2 separate regions of the Homo sapiens genome follow, and region 2 is linked to region 1. A link is a contact called in ENCODE Hi-C or POLR2A ChIA-PET data. All regions are on one chromosome and are shown on one strand. The core of a region is the stretch at or near the end of the contact, and the rest is flanking DNA. Distances in the headings are between cores, read along the strand shown.

Region 1 (6,250 bases), core at 1,775-4,274:
TTTGCTTTTCAGAAATTTGTGAATTTTTTTTCCCCAAATATTATCCATCCAAAGTTGGTAGAATCCATGGATGCAGAACCCATGGACGGATATGGAGGAACAATTGTATATGCAATACATAATATTTTTATAAAACCACAGTGGTTGCAAAATGCACACCCTCTTTTGCACCTTTTCTTTCTCACTATATGGGAGGTCACTCAATATTAGCACATATAGAGCTGGCTCATTCTTTCTAGCAAATTCATACATTTATTTAACCAATCCTTCACTGATGAAGACCTGGGAGCTTCTTGATAGTTTCTTTCAGATTAAAACATGCACAAACATGCACACACACACACACACTCGACTGTAGAGTTTCCACTAGTGATTTCACATGCTAGAGGTCCAAGTAGAGCATTCATATGTAACTTGTCTGCCCAGGTGCTCTTATTCATTGGGTACAGAAATTAATCCTAAACTCTCCACTAAGATACTCCCAATTACAAAACACACAATACATAGACTTCTCACTGAGCCATTCCTGGTCCCAGAACCAAGTCGTCTAGCATCTTCCATTCCTCTCAACTCTTGTAGAGCAGCCTTCAGACTACACGTGCACTAATCTAGATGTACAATAATCACTATTCATAGTCTTTCCTTTTTAAATATCTTCCTTTTAATCAAAACAATTGAGGCCGGGCACTGTGGCTCACACCTGTAATCCCAGCAATTTGGGAGGCTGAGGTGGGTGGATCACCTAAGGTCAGGAGTTCAAGACCAGCCCAGCCAACATGGTGAAACCCCGTCTCTATTAAAAATACAAAACGTTAGCCAGGCATGGTGGTGGGCACCTGTAATCCCAGCTACTCGGGAGGCTGAGGCAGGAGAATCACCTGAACCCAAGAAGCGGAGGTTGCAGTGAGCTGGGATTGCGCCACTGCACTCCAGCCTGGGCGACAAAGCAAGGCTCTCTCTAAAAAAAAAAAAAAACAACACACACACACACACACACACACAATAGGTTCTGAACTAGCCTGATCAGATTCGTTCACACCCTCTACCTCCTGCCAGGCCATTTTTTATTATTTTTTAATTTTTTTTTTTTGAGATGGAGTTTCGTTTTTGGAGTACAATGGCACAATCCTGGCTCACTGCAACCTCCGCCTCCCAGGTTCAAGCGATTCTCCTGCCTCAGCCTCCCAAGTAGCTGGAATTACAGGCATGTGCCATCATGCCCAGCTAATTTTGTATTTCTAGTAGAGACGGTGTTTCTCCATGTCGGTCAGCCTGGTCTCAAACTCCTGACCTCAGGTGATCCGCCCGCCTCGGCCTCCCAGAGTGCTGGGATTACAGGCGTGAGCCATCGCGCCTGGCCCCTTCCAGGCCATTTTAAAGTTCTCCTCGAAAACCATCTAGTATTTCTAATTAAAGGGCTCCTACTATCTTCTAGACTCAAGAGTTAACTCTAGGCATGGCGCGGTATTGGCAAATGTGTAGTAGATACTAAATAAATTCTAGTTGCATCTGAAAATTGTCTTTCATTATTTCATTCACGACCAAACTTGAGAACGGGGCTTAAAGCAAATTTTAAGATTTCCCATGCTATTTACAACAGTACTAAGCTCTTAATAAGCACTCAAAAGTTATCTGTGGGCCGGGCGTGGTGGCTCAAGCCTGTAATCCCAGCACTTTCAGAGGCCAAGGTGGGTGGATCACCTAAGGTCAGGAGTTGGAGACTAGCCTGGCCAACATGGTGAGACCTCGTCTCTACTAAAAATACAAAAATTAGCCGGGCGTGGTGGTGGTGCACGCCTGCAATCCCAGCTACTCGGGAGGCTGAGGCAGGAGAATCTCTTGAAACTGGAAGGCGGAGGTTGCAGTGAGCCAAGATCCCGCCACTGCACTCCAGCCTGGGCGAAAGAGCGAAACTCCGTCCTAAAAAAAATAATAATAATAAAAATAAATAAAAATACAAAAAATTAGCCAGGTATGGTGGTGGGTGCCTGTAATCCCAGCTACTGGGTAGGCTGAGGCAGGAGAATTGCTTGAATCCAGGAGGCGGAGGTTGCAGTGAGCTAAGATCGCGCCACTGCACCCCAGCCTGGCAACAAGAGCGAAACTTTGTCTCAAAAAAAAAAAAAGAAGTTATTTGTGCTTTGAATAAACTGGATATAAACCATTATGGTGGATACAGCACTTATTTGCTAGGTAAGAGAACTTCGCTTACCTAGGATGACAGTCTCAAGTTGCTAAAAGCCACGGATATCTCAAACTTCTCAATAAGATGCCTTAATCTTACTCTCAAAGATGATTACACAACAAATTGAAAGGGGAAGAGGATGTAAAGCATTTCCTCTCCACAATTATACACCGAGATTCGGACTAAATATTAAACGGACACAGTAAGCTGTTGTTACTATTTGTTATTAGTTGTTATTATCAAGACGCATCCCACAAGGAGAGAAACGAAAGGAGGAAAAAGAACGGAGGTTGTCAGTCGCGAGAGGTTGAAATGTGTCCCTGGCCTGAGACCTACGGGCTTTAAGGACCAGGGTCTTTGGACTCCCTGCCCAACTGGGGACGAAGGAGGTCAGTGGCTTCCCCTAAAGGTCAAGGCTTTGGAGCCACGTTTCCTTCTGGGGCTGGGAGCAGAGCTGGAACGCCCCCGCGAAAATCCGTACCCCGAAGCCAGCAGCACCGCCTGCCCATAAACCCGCGCCGGCTCTGGGAGAGTGGACCACCAGGTTGCCCCTGAGCCGCAGCCTGCAGGAGTAGAAACCCGGTGGTGTCTTGCAGCCCCACAACCTCCCTAAGGGGCAGACGACCAGGACCCTTGGGCTCCGATACGCTCAACGCAGGCCGGCCCGTCGATACTCACATTCACAGCCAACCCCTCTTACTCCATCAGGCCGCCGAGAGCCAGGCGAGGGAGCTCCCTGACGCCTCAGACGCCCCCTTCAGTTTTGGGTCCGGGAGCCTGCTCCGGACCCGCTCCCCGCCGGGCCCCGCCACAGCCGCCGCCAACGCGCAGGCGCACACCGAAGCCGTCACGCTCGCTTTTTTTTCCTTTGCCGTCCGCAGTTCTCAATAATCTAGCTTTATTTGAACACAAGAGAGTGAACAACGGACACACAGGAAGAGGTTTTTCTCAAAAAGAATGGAGGAAGAACAAAGGCAGGCCCGCTTGCGGGAGAGTCAGTACGCAGCGTTGGACGCTATGAACAGCCTCCCTGGTCCCTTTTTCATTCTCCTTGTTTCTCCTTGTTCTTTCCCGGCCTCCCTGTAGCTCCTACTCTCTTCCTTGGTGTCCCGCCATTTCCTTTAGTCAGTGGCAACTGTTCGGGCTACATTTTGAAAACACTCCTTCCTTGTAAAACTTTCTGAAGTTGAATGGAAGGTGCAAGAGCTTTAGAACAGCCAGACCTGAGTTTCAGATCTTGGACTAGCTACGAATAATTTGTGACTTTGGGTAAATTACAATTCTTCTTGGAACCTCAGGTTCTTGAGTTAAAATTAGGATAATGTTATCTCACAGGGTGTTGCTAGGATTAAATAACATAGGTCAAGTGTTTATCTATGAATGCTGCCTATCACAGAGCAGACATTCCATAATACTGACTTTATTCTTACTCATGCCTAAGGTATTTATAATATTTTTTAAGTAGAGACGGGGTTTCACCATGTTGCCCAGGCTGGTCTCAAACTCCTCGGCTCAAGTGATCTGCCTGCCTTGGCCTTCCAAAGTTCTGGGATTGCAGGTGTCAGCCACCGCGCCCAGCCTACATTTATTATTTATTTATTTAGTTAGTTAGTTAGTTAGTTATTTTGAGATGGAGTCTTGCTCTGTCGTTCAGGCTGTAGTGCAGAACCGCTCTCTTGGTTCACTGCAACCTCCACCTTCCGGGTTCAAGCGATAATCCTGCCTCAGCCTCCCAAGTAGCTGGAATTACAGACGTGCACTACCACGCCCAACTAATTTTTGTATTTTTAGTAGAGATGGGGTTTCGCCATATTGGCCAGGCAGGTCTCAAACTCCTGACTTCAAATGATCCGCCCACCTCGGCTTCCCTAAGTGCTGGTATTACAGGTGTGAGCCACCGCGCCCGGCCGCCTATATTTATTATTAAACTTAGCCCATACCCATTCCCTCAGAAACCTAATTTTAGTGACTAAGACTATCAGATAAATGAAATGACATTCAGGTTGATAATTATGTGGAGTGTCCCTCCTATATTATTGAGATTATAACATCTCTGTTTAACAAGACCTTCAACGTCTCAAATAAAAGTAAGCAGCGGTGGGGCACAGTGGCTCACGCCTGTAATCCCAGCACTTTGGGAGGACGAGGTGGGCAGATCATGAGGTCCAGAGATCGAGACCATCCTGGCCAACATGGTGAAACCCCTTCTCTACTAAAAACACAAAAATTAGCTGGGCGTGGTGGTGCGTGCCTGTAGTCCCAGCTACTCGGAAGGCTGAGGAAGGAGAATCGCTTGAACCCGGGAGTCGGAGGTTGCAGTGAGCCGAGACCTCGCCCCTGCACTCCAGCCTAGCGACAGAGCGAGACTGCGTCTCAAAAAAAAAAAAAAAAAAAAAAAGAGAGAGAAAAAAGAAAGGAAGCGGCTATATTAACCTCTTCTATGTAAATCCAGATTTGTTCTAGAGGTTTAGGAAACTTCCAATTCCGTGTTTGTGACATCACAAGTCCTTGAAACACTCAAGGGTTGTGGTACGCTGCTCATTCTATTCTCCTTCAAAGGCATGCAATGGAGGAACTATTTTACCCTATAAACTCTGGGCCATCATTCAGGGAAAAGCCTGTAGAAGACCACAGTCAGATATTGGTGAGTGCCAAGGTAACGCTAGATTATGGTTTCTCAACTTTGGGATTACTGACATTTTGGAACATATACTTTTTTGTCAGGGGTATCCTGTGCATTATAAGATGTTTAGCAGCAGACTGGGAGCAGTGGCTCACACATGTAATCCTATAACTTTGGGAGGTCAAGGGAGGCAGATCGCTTGAGTCCAGGAGTTTGAGACCAGCCTGGGTGACATGGTGAAACCGTGTCTCTACAAAAAATGCAGAAATTAGCCGGCAGTGGTGGTGCACACCTGTAGTCCCAGCTACTCAGGAGGCTGAGGTGGGAGGATTTGAGCTGCAAAGGTAGAGGTTGCAGTGAGCTGACATCACACCATTGCACTCCAGCCTGAGCAACAGAGCAAGACCTTCTCTCTCTCTCTCTCTCTCTCTATATATATATACATATATGTGTGTGCGTGTGTGTGTATGTATGTTTAGCAGCACTGTTGGACACGATGCTAGTAGTACCCACCCCCGTTTCCCTGTCATCACAATAAAGCATCTCCAGACATTGCCAAATATCCCCCGGAGGACAAAATCGTCCCTGGTTGAGAACCACGGAATTATATCAATGACCATCACAACCCTAAATGAACTAATGAACTCAACCATACATTTTCTCCACCTCTGCCCTCAACAAGTGACTGCTGCTTGAGAAATTTACACAGGAGGGCAGAAAATGGTGAGTTCATTTTTGCCCATATTAAAAAGGCCCTCAATATTGCTTACCAGTCCTACAACATTCTTCTGTCAACTTGTTGTATTACTTTCTACAATATTCCAAATCTTCTCAGCTTTCCTTTAAACTCCCAATACCACCTCCTTTTCTATCAGAAGATGACCCCATCTTCAACTTCACAGAGAAAACAAGTCAGCAAATGAGAACTTTAACTTCCTGTTACTAAACATACAGAAACATACTTCCTCTCATAATTGGGGAAATATCTCCTCTCTCTCTCTTTCTCCCTCCCTGCCCTCTTCCAAAACCATTATTCTTACCAGTGTTTCGAACTGCCTCTAAACTGCCTCTATTCTTACCCTTTCAAGATCTTTGCCTACTGACTATCCCTTCTCTTCCTTTATTCAACCATTTTTTTCTCAGTTGAATCTTCCCTACCATGCTCAAGTTTCTCCTGTCTTAATTCTAACAAAAATCAAAAAAACAAAAACAAAAAATCTTGATCCTTCATCATTCTCCCTCCTTCCTCCCTGTCAAGGCCAAACTTTCCAAAAGCATTCTACAACTTGTCCCCATCTCTACATCTCCCCCACCTCCAAACTACTAAGTTGTTTTTTTCAACCCCAGCATTCCAACAAACAGCTTTCACTGAGATAATCAGTGACCTCTGTGTTATGAAATTAAAAAAAACATTTCTCAGGCTTCATCTTCCTTGATCCCTT
Region 2 (6,250 bases), core at 1,545-4,044, 560 kb before region 1:
TAGCAATCTGGCAAGTTTAGTTGCTTAAATAGTGGTATGCGTTTCTAAAAAAGGGTTGTTACTAACTAGGGGAAGTGTAAATCATCTCAAAGTAAACATCAACTATCTGGGATCGCTCAGGTATTATAAATACACTTCGAAAAGAGTCCCTTTAGTTAATAATAACAGCCACTTCAGGGCAAGGAGTCTCTGCATTGTTTCCTGGCTGAGTTTACTTCGCAACTAGAAAAGTCTGCTTCTGAAAATGTCTTCTGAAAATGTCATTGTGGCAGAGAGCAAAATGATAGCTATAAATCAACAACTGCAGCAAATATTTACTTAGCTCTTACTACATTCCTGCACTGCCCTGTGAGCTCCATATCACTACAATCTTGTAATCCTTGCAACAATCCCATGAAGTAGGTACTTTTATTACCCCCATTTTACAGGGGAGGAAAAAAGACTCAGAGAGGTTAAGTATCCGACCCAAGGCACACAGCTGTTTCTCAGGGGAGCCCGGATTCAAACCCAGGGACTCGGATCCTAGAGCCTGTGCTTTCACCCGCTGCGCTGCACCATATGTGTACCAGGATGGTAGAATCAGAGGTGAGTGTACTTTATTTTCTCCTTTTTGATTTGTGGTTTCCTAAGTGTTCTACAATGAATATATATTATTTTTATATCAAGAAAACAAATATGCATATTGTAAAAATTATTGGCCCACTTGCATTATTATTGAGGAGGTTGTTCTTTTTCTTCTACAATGGTGCTTCTGGTGAAGGTCTGGATTCCAGCATTTCCCTGCCAGAGGCTATGGTGGGTGTGCCGAGCACCACCCTGAGGGGGAAGCAGTATCTCAGCAACTACACCCCCGAGGAAGAGGCAGTCCCCAATCAGCGGGAGCAATGGGACCTGCTGATGACAAAATAAGCCACAGAATGAATGGCTCTGCTCCACTGGCCTTCTCTCCTCCCTGCCCCCTTTTCCCCAGCTGACCAGATGCAGGGCAGTGGCAGGGAGGGGCTGATACCAAACCCGGTCTGGGAGACTGCCCGGAGGGAACACAGGTTCCCAAGCTCCTTTTGGAGAGGCTGGATGTGAGTTCACCTCGAACCTTTCAGCTGGTAATGGCCACCTCTTGGAGAATGTAACTGGTTACCAGAAAACCCCAGAGGTTGTCTCCCAGTACCTAGCCTAAAGTGGGTGTGGCCACAGAACCTACCAAAATTTAAATAAAAGCAAGAACTAGGCGTGTCCAGGGATGGCGTTGTGCTGTTTATCCGCTCTCTGCTCTTCCCACTCCTCCTTCCTTTGGGATTTTGTCCAAGACTCTGTAAATTAATTTTTCTGTGCCTGTTTCCTCATAAAATAAACAAGCTAACCTCACAGCCTGTCCCTCCTTCCTCTGGGGGATATGTGACAATAACAGATGGGTGAGCCACATGTCCCTGAAGGCCCCTCCAGGGCAAGGGCGGGAGAGCCCCACATCACAGGTTCGTGCCACGCCACAGACATGGGAACAGAGGAAGGTTCCACGCCAGTACTCGGCCCACTGAACGCTGCTGCTTCTGGGCATGTGACCAAGTGAAAGGGAAAATTGGGTTTCGCATCTCACTTTCCATCTCAGATTAAATACCAGATGAAGAAGCAGGCCCATTTAAAGAAGGCTGAGCCCTGGAGAAAGACAGCAACATGGTATTATCAGTCATTTTAGGCTCTTTGCTGGAGAGGGAAGTTGGTAAAAAAACCTACCAAGAAAATCCTGTAAGTCCTGGAGCCTGGCTTAACAATTTCATTCTGCTGGGCCTCAGTTTCTATACCTGTGAGTCAGATGATCAAAAAGGATTCTTTCTAGATCTTAAATTTTAGCTATATAGGGTGGTTCCAAACAGTAAGCTTCTTTGAAATAAAAAGCCAGATTCCCAGGAAAATCGATTTAGCTCAGCGTCTGTATAGTACAGACACGAACTAGTTACAGTGCCAGCCTAAGATGACCCTTCAGATGGCTACAGTAGACCCTTCAGATGGCTACAGGAATACTGAATGAACAACTCTAAATGACACAATTATCAAACAGTAAGTTTCATTTTATTACATCCCTTCTACTGGATTCATGTGCTATATAGCATTTGGGCCAATTTGAAGGTCCTTGAATGTTTCTATAGGTGTAATTAGTTGCCCCAAAGTTTAACTTATTGTCATCCAATTCCAAACAACTCTATACTGAAAGAAACTATCTGAGGAAGGGTTGTGGAATGTATGACTTCCAAGGATGCTTAAGAAGTCACCCCATCTAACCTTCTGATATTATTATATATTAGGATGAACAGATCCAGGAATCCCGTGTCACGCACATGGAAATTGTCCATTCCTCATTTTTCAAGTGGGCTTTGTGTATAAGTCAGGCTAGAAAGTCTCATACAATATGTCTATAAATCAGACGGAGTTGGCGTGGCAAACATTACTTGCACTGAATTTTCTTGAGGCAAAATGCCAACAGACTCCACCCAAATGTGATGAGGTCAAACATTTATAAGCAAGGCTTTGACCGTGACAATGCATCTTGTCATTCTGTGGTTCAGAAGGGCAAAGGTAATGTTTCTTCAGGCTACAGTTTTCTAAAGAGAAATGTTAAACCAACGGGATGACAACTGGGGTCATAAAGGGCTAGAAAGCAACTTCTGACCTGAAGACCCCACCCCTCGCCCTGCCCTGTTCCTCTTTTCAAACATCTTGGCATTGCACAAGTGTCCTGCATGCCTGTGGACAACAGCTGGCACTGCAGACCAGCTCTAGCAATTAAGTTATCAGCTAACCAGCTCCTCAAGCCAAACTATTACTCAGAGACAGTTATTTCTGGGCTTATGTCACAGATGGAAAGAAAGACCCAGTCAGTGGGAACCATGGGAATCCACACGGGGCTCCTTATAAAAAAATGACTCACTGATTTTGCTAAAAGTAGCCCATGTAGTTACCAACAGTATTTCAAAACAGTCAAATACCTCCAGAAAAGGAAATACTTTAAAAAGGTATACATGAAAAGATGCTCAACCACACTAACCATGAGGAATGAAAATTAGAATCATAATGAGATGGTGGGCATGTAAACAGGCATGCCTTCTACAGTGGCATTTTTGGCACCAGCTAACATAATAAAAAGACCGCCGCTCCTTTTGATTCCAAAATTCCACCTCTAGGAATGCATCTTAGAGTTACATCTGCACATTTTTTGGATTAGTCTCTATTTCATTTATTTTTTTACATTGATAAAGAAAAATTGTATATATTTATCATGTCCAACATGTTGTTTTGAAATATGTATACACTGAGGCTGGGTGCAGTGGCTCATGCCTGCAATCCCACCACTTTGGGAGGCTGAGGCAGGTGAATCACTTGAGCCTAGGAGTTTGAGACCAGCCTGGGCAACAAGGTGAAACCCCATCTCTACAAAAAATGCAAAACATTAGCTGGGCATGGTGGTGCATGCCTACAGTCCCAGCTACTCAGGAGGCTGAGGTGGCAGGATCACTTGAACCCAGGAGGTCAAGGCTGCAGTGAGCTGTGATCGTGCCACTGCACTTCAGCCTGGGTGACGGAGCTTCGAGATCCTGTCTCAAAATAAAATAAAACATAAAATAAAGTAAAATTAAATTAAAATAAAACAAAATTAAATATGCATTCAATGTGAAATGGCTAAATTGACAGTGCAATTAGCATATGCATTACTTCACATACTTGTTTTGTTGTGGTAAGAACACTTAAAATCTACTCAGCAATTTCTTTTTTTTTTTTTTGAGACGGAGTCTAGCTCTGTCACCCAGGCTGGAATGCAGTGGCGCAATCTCAGCTCACTGCAACCTCCACCTCCCAGGTTCAAGTGATTCTCCTGCCTCAGCCTCCTGAGTAGCTGGGATTACAGGCGCACGCCACCACGCCTGGCTAATTTTTGTATTTTTAGTAGAGACAGGGTTTCACCATGTTGGTCAGGCTGGTCTCCAACTCCTGACCTCGTGATCCGCCCACCTCAGCCTCCCAAAGTGCTGGGATTACAGGTGTGAGCCGCCGCGCCCAGCCAGCAATTTCTTTTTTTTTTTAAGCTCCTCCCTTTTCAGCAATTTTCAAGATATATTTGCACGTTATCGTGCCAACTGTATACACTTGCACCGTACATGCTAAACTGTGTAAATCCACTGTGGCACTGTTTGTAACGGCAAAAGATTAGGAACAGCCTGAATGTCACCCACCAAAAGGATGGCACCTATTAATTCTGGTCTATCTATATGATGGACTGCGGGAGGCAGCTCCGAAGTACAGACATGGACAAGCTCCAAGATTTACTATAAGTGGGAAAATCAAGACACAGGGCAGTGGAGCGAATCCCGCCAGGGCTCCACGTGAGTGGGCGGGTGAGCTGGGAGAAGCCCCAGGGTCTGCAGGCAGGGTCTGCTCTGGGAGAGGAACTGGGGGATATGGGTGGTACAGACATTCTTCACTATCTTTTTGTAGCCTTTTGTCCCAAGCACATACACACCTACCCACCGCAGGGTGCTTCAGAAAGGTGAAACGCTGCATACATGGTCTGATTTGTGCTTTGCATCTCGATTTGGATTCCAACAGGAGGCAATTTTGAGAAAGAGACTAAGATTACAGGTGAATGGAGGTTTCTTGAGGAAACTGCATCAGGGCATGTGTGAGAAATATCCCTAGATACAAGAAAGAGGATTATGGCAAAAAGAATTGGAGGAGTGCCAGAAGCCGGGCCCCTCAGCCACACCCGGGAACACTGCTCCCGGGTCATTCTCTTCAGCAGGTTTCCCACCTCCAGCCCTTGTCTGCACTCTCGTGGCTTTCCATAGCTCTACGGTCAGGCCCAAATACTTCACGCACCCTCACCGCCCCTGCTTTGGATCTCTGGAAGAGCAAGGCCCTTGTCTGAGTCCCAGGACTCGGCCATCCTCTGCCCTCCCCTGGGAAATGCTGAGCGCTTGGCCGAGAGGGCCCTCTGAGCTGGGTCCGTCTATTCTGGGACCACCCCAGTTCTATAAAATGAATCATGACCGCCCCTATCACCAGTTATTAATCATGATCCATGTTAAATGGTTTACACATGTTATCTTCAAAACAACCCTGGGAAGGAAAATTCCCTCACTTTATAAAAGCGGAAAGAGGCTCACAGGGCCCCATGCTGGGATTCAAGCTCAGGTCAGCCTCCTCCAGGGCCCACAGGAGTGTGCCTGCATCTCCCCACCTCCCTCTGTCTTTCTAAGGAAAATACAGATGCTCCCTGAAAGCCTTGTTATTTTCAGCGTTTCCCCAACCACAGGCTTGTTTGGATGGTCGAGATGCCTGCCTGCCTGCCGGGCACAGGTACATGAAACCTGAATTCAAGCCACACGTGTATCCTGGGGAGGACCTTTTGCTGTTTCCCTCTCACTCTGAGCTTCATAGATAACAGGAACGGCTGATATCTATGGAGCACTTAGGTATGAACACAGATCATTCAGATTCTCGTAAGATCCCACTGTACGAGAGAAAGTACCTTCCCCTGTTTTAGAGCAGGGGAAAATGAAGCTCAAAGAGGTGAAGTAACTCGCCCAGGTTGCCCAGCTGGCAAGGGAAAGAGCCAGGGACAGGGAGAAACGTGCCCGGCCAGTGTTTCTCGGCATGGATTGCCACTGCCTCTCTTCCACCTAGAATCCTGCATTTATAATCTTTCCCTCCCACCTTCTAGGCTGGGGGTTCCCCACTGGTGCACAGTGATTAGGAGGGAGAGAAGCTTTACCACCTCTAGCAACAGGGATTGAGGCTGTGTAACAGGAATGTCCCCATAAAACCAGGGAAGGTTATTAAACGTTTCAAAGTGTACCTGAAAACTTAAAAAAATTCCTTCTTTATTTTCATTAGGGGTTCCTAAAAATCCTAGCTTCCGAAGTAGGCTAGGCGGGGGTGCTCCTGCAAGCAGTGAGACACAGACAGAGGACCCAGCATCAGGCCTCACGCCCTCCCTGTCAGACGCCCATGAGGCCGACAGGGTCACTTGGTGACTCCTGCGGGACAGTCACCTCTGCTTCCTTCCAAAGCCCTGCCCTGGAAGGAGGCTGGTTAGTCACAGAGCCTGCCCCACCCCATCGTCTCTCTCACTCAAGTTCTCCCCTCCGTTCTCTGAGAGGGCAGCCTTCACCCTCGGGCATACAGAGATGCAGGACAAAGCCCAGGTTGGTTTCGGTAGGTTCTCCAAGTTTGCCAGCCCCTTCTTTCACTTGTTTTGGGG

The links. Hi-C counts contacts between places; a loop is a spot of excess contacts on that map. ChIA-PET counts read pairs that join two places held with the same protein, here RNA polymerase II (POLR2A). Pooled maps may share reads with other maps.
Region 2: a map of posterior vena cava shows a loop between it and region 1 (14-fold over the local background). The contact joins the enhancer-like site here to the promoter of ZNF106 in region 1. A Hi-C loop is called at or near these places in 1 of 168 maps with a recorded cell type or tissue (posterior vena cava) and 8 of 50 pooled maps. POLR2A ChIA-PET finds 5 or more read pairs at or near these places in 1 of 52 experiments (OCI-LY7).

What each region holds. Positions count from the first base shown.
Region 1 is chr15:42,488,117-42,494,366 of GRCh38, forward strand. ZNF106 (zinc finger protein 106) reads right to left here and starts at 3,025. Exons shown (of 22, transcript NM_001366845.3): 1 at 2,864-3,025. It also overlaps a transcript of SNAP23 not described here. RefSeq lists enhancers at 2,498-2,687, 2,738-2,787, 3,088-3,197.
Region 2 is chr15:41,927,922-41,934,171 of GRCh38, forward strand. The region is part of intron 3 of EHD4 (EH domain containing 4); the gene reads right to left. It overlaps EHD4-AS1 (EHD4 antisense RNA 1), which reads left to right. Exons shown (of 4, transcript NR_120332.1): 3 at 429-585; 4 at 761-1,365. Among named protein-coding and RNA genes, the nearest start is that of EHD4-AS1, 9.6 kb to the left of the region's middle. RefSeq lists enhancers at 1-97, 993-1,496, 1,459-1,538, 1,559-1,688. Within about 2 kb of position 2,795, at least 23 of the 41 ENCODE cell types and tissues checked have a DNase peak (open chromatin) inside an H3K27ac peak, as active enhancers do.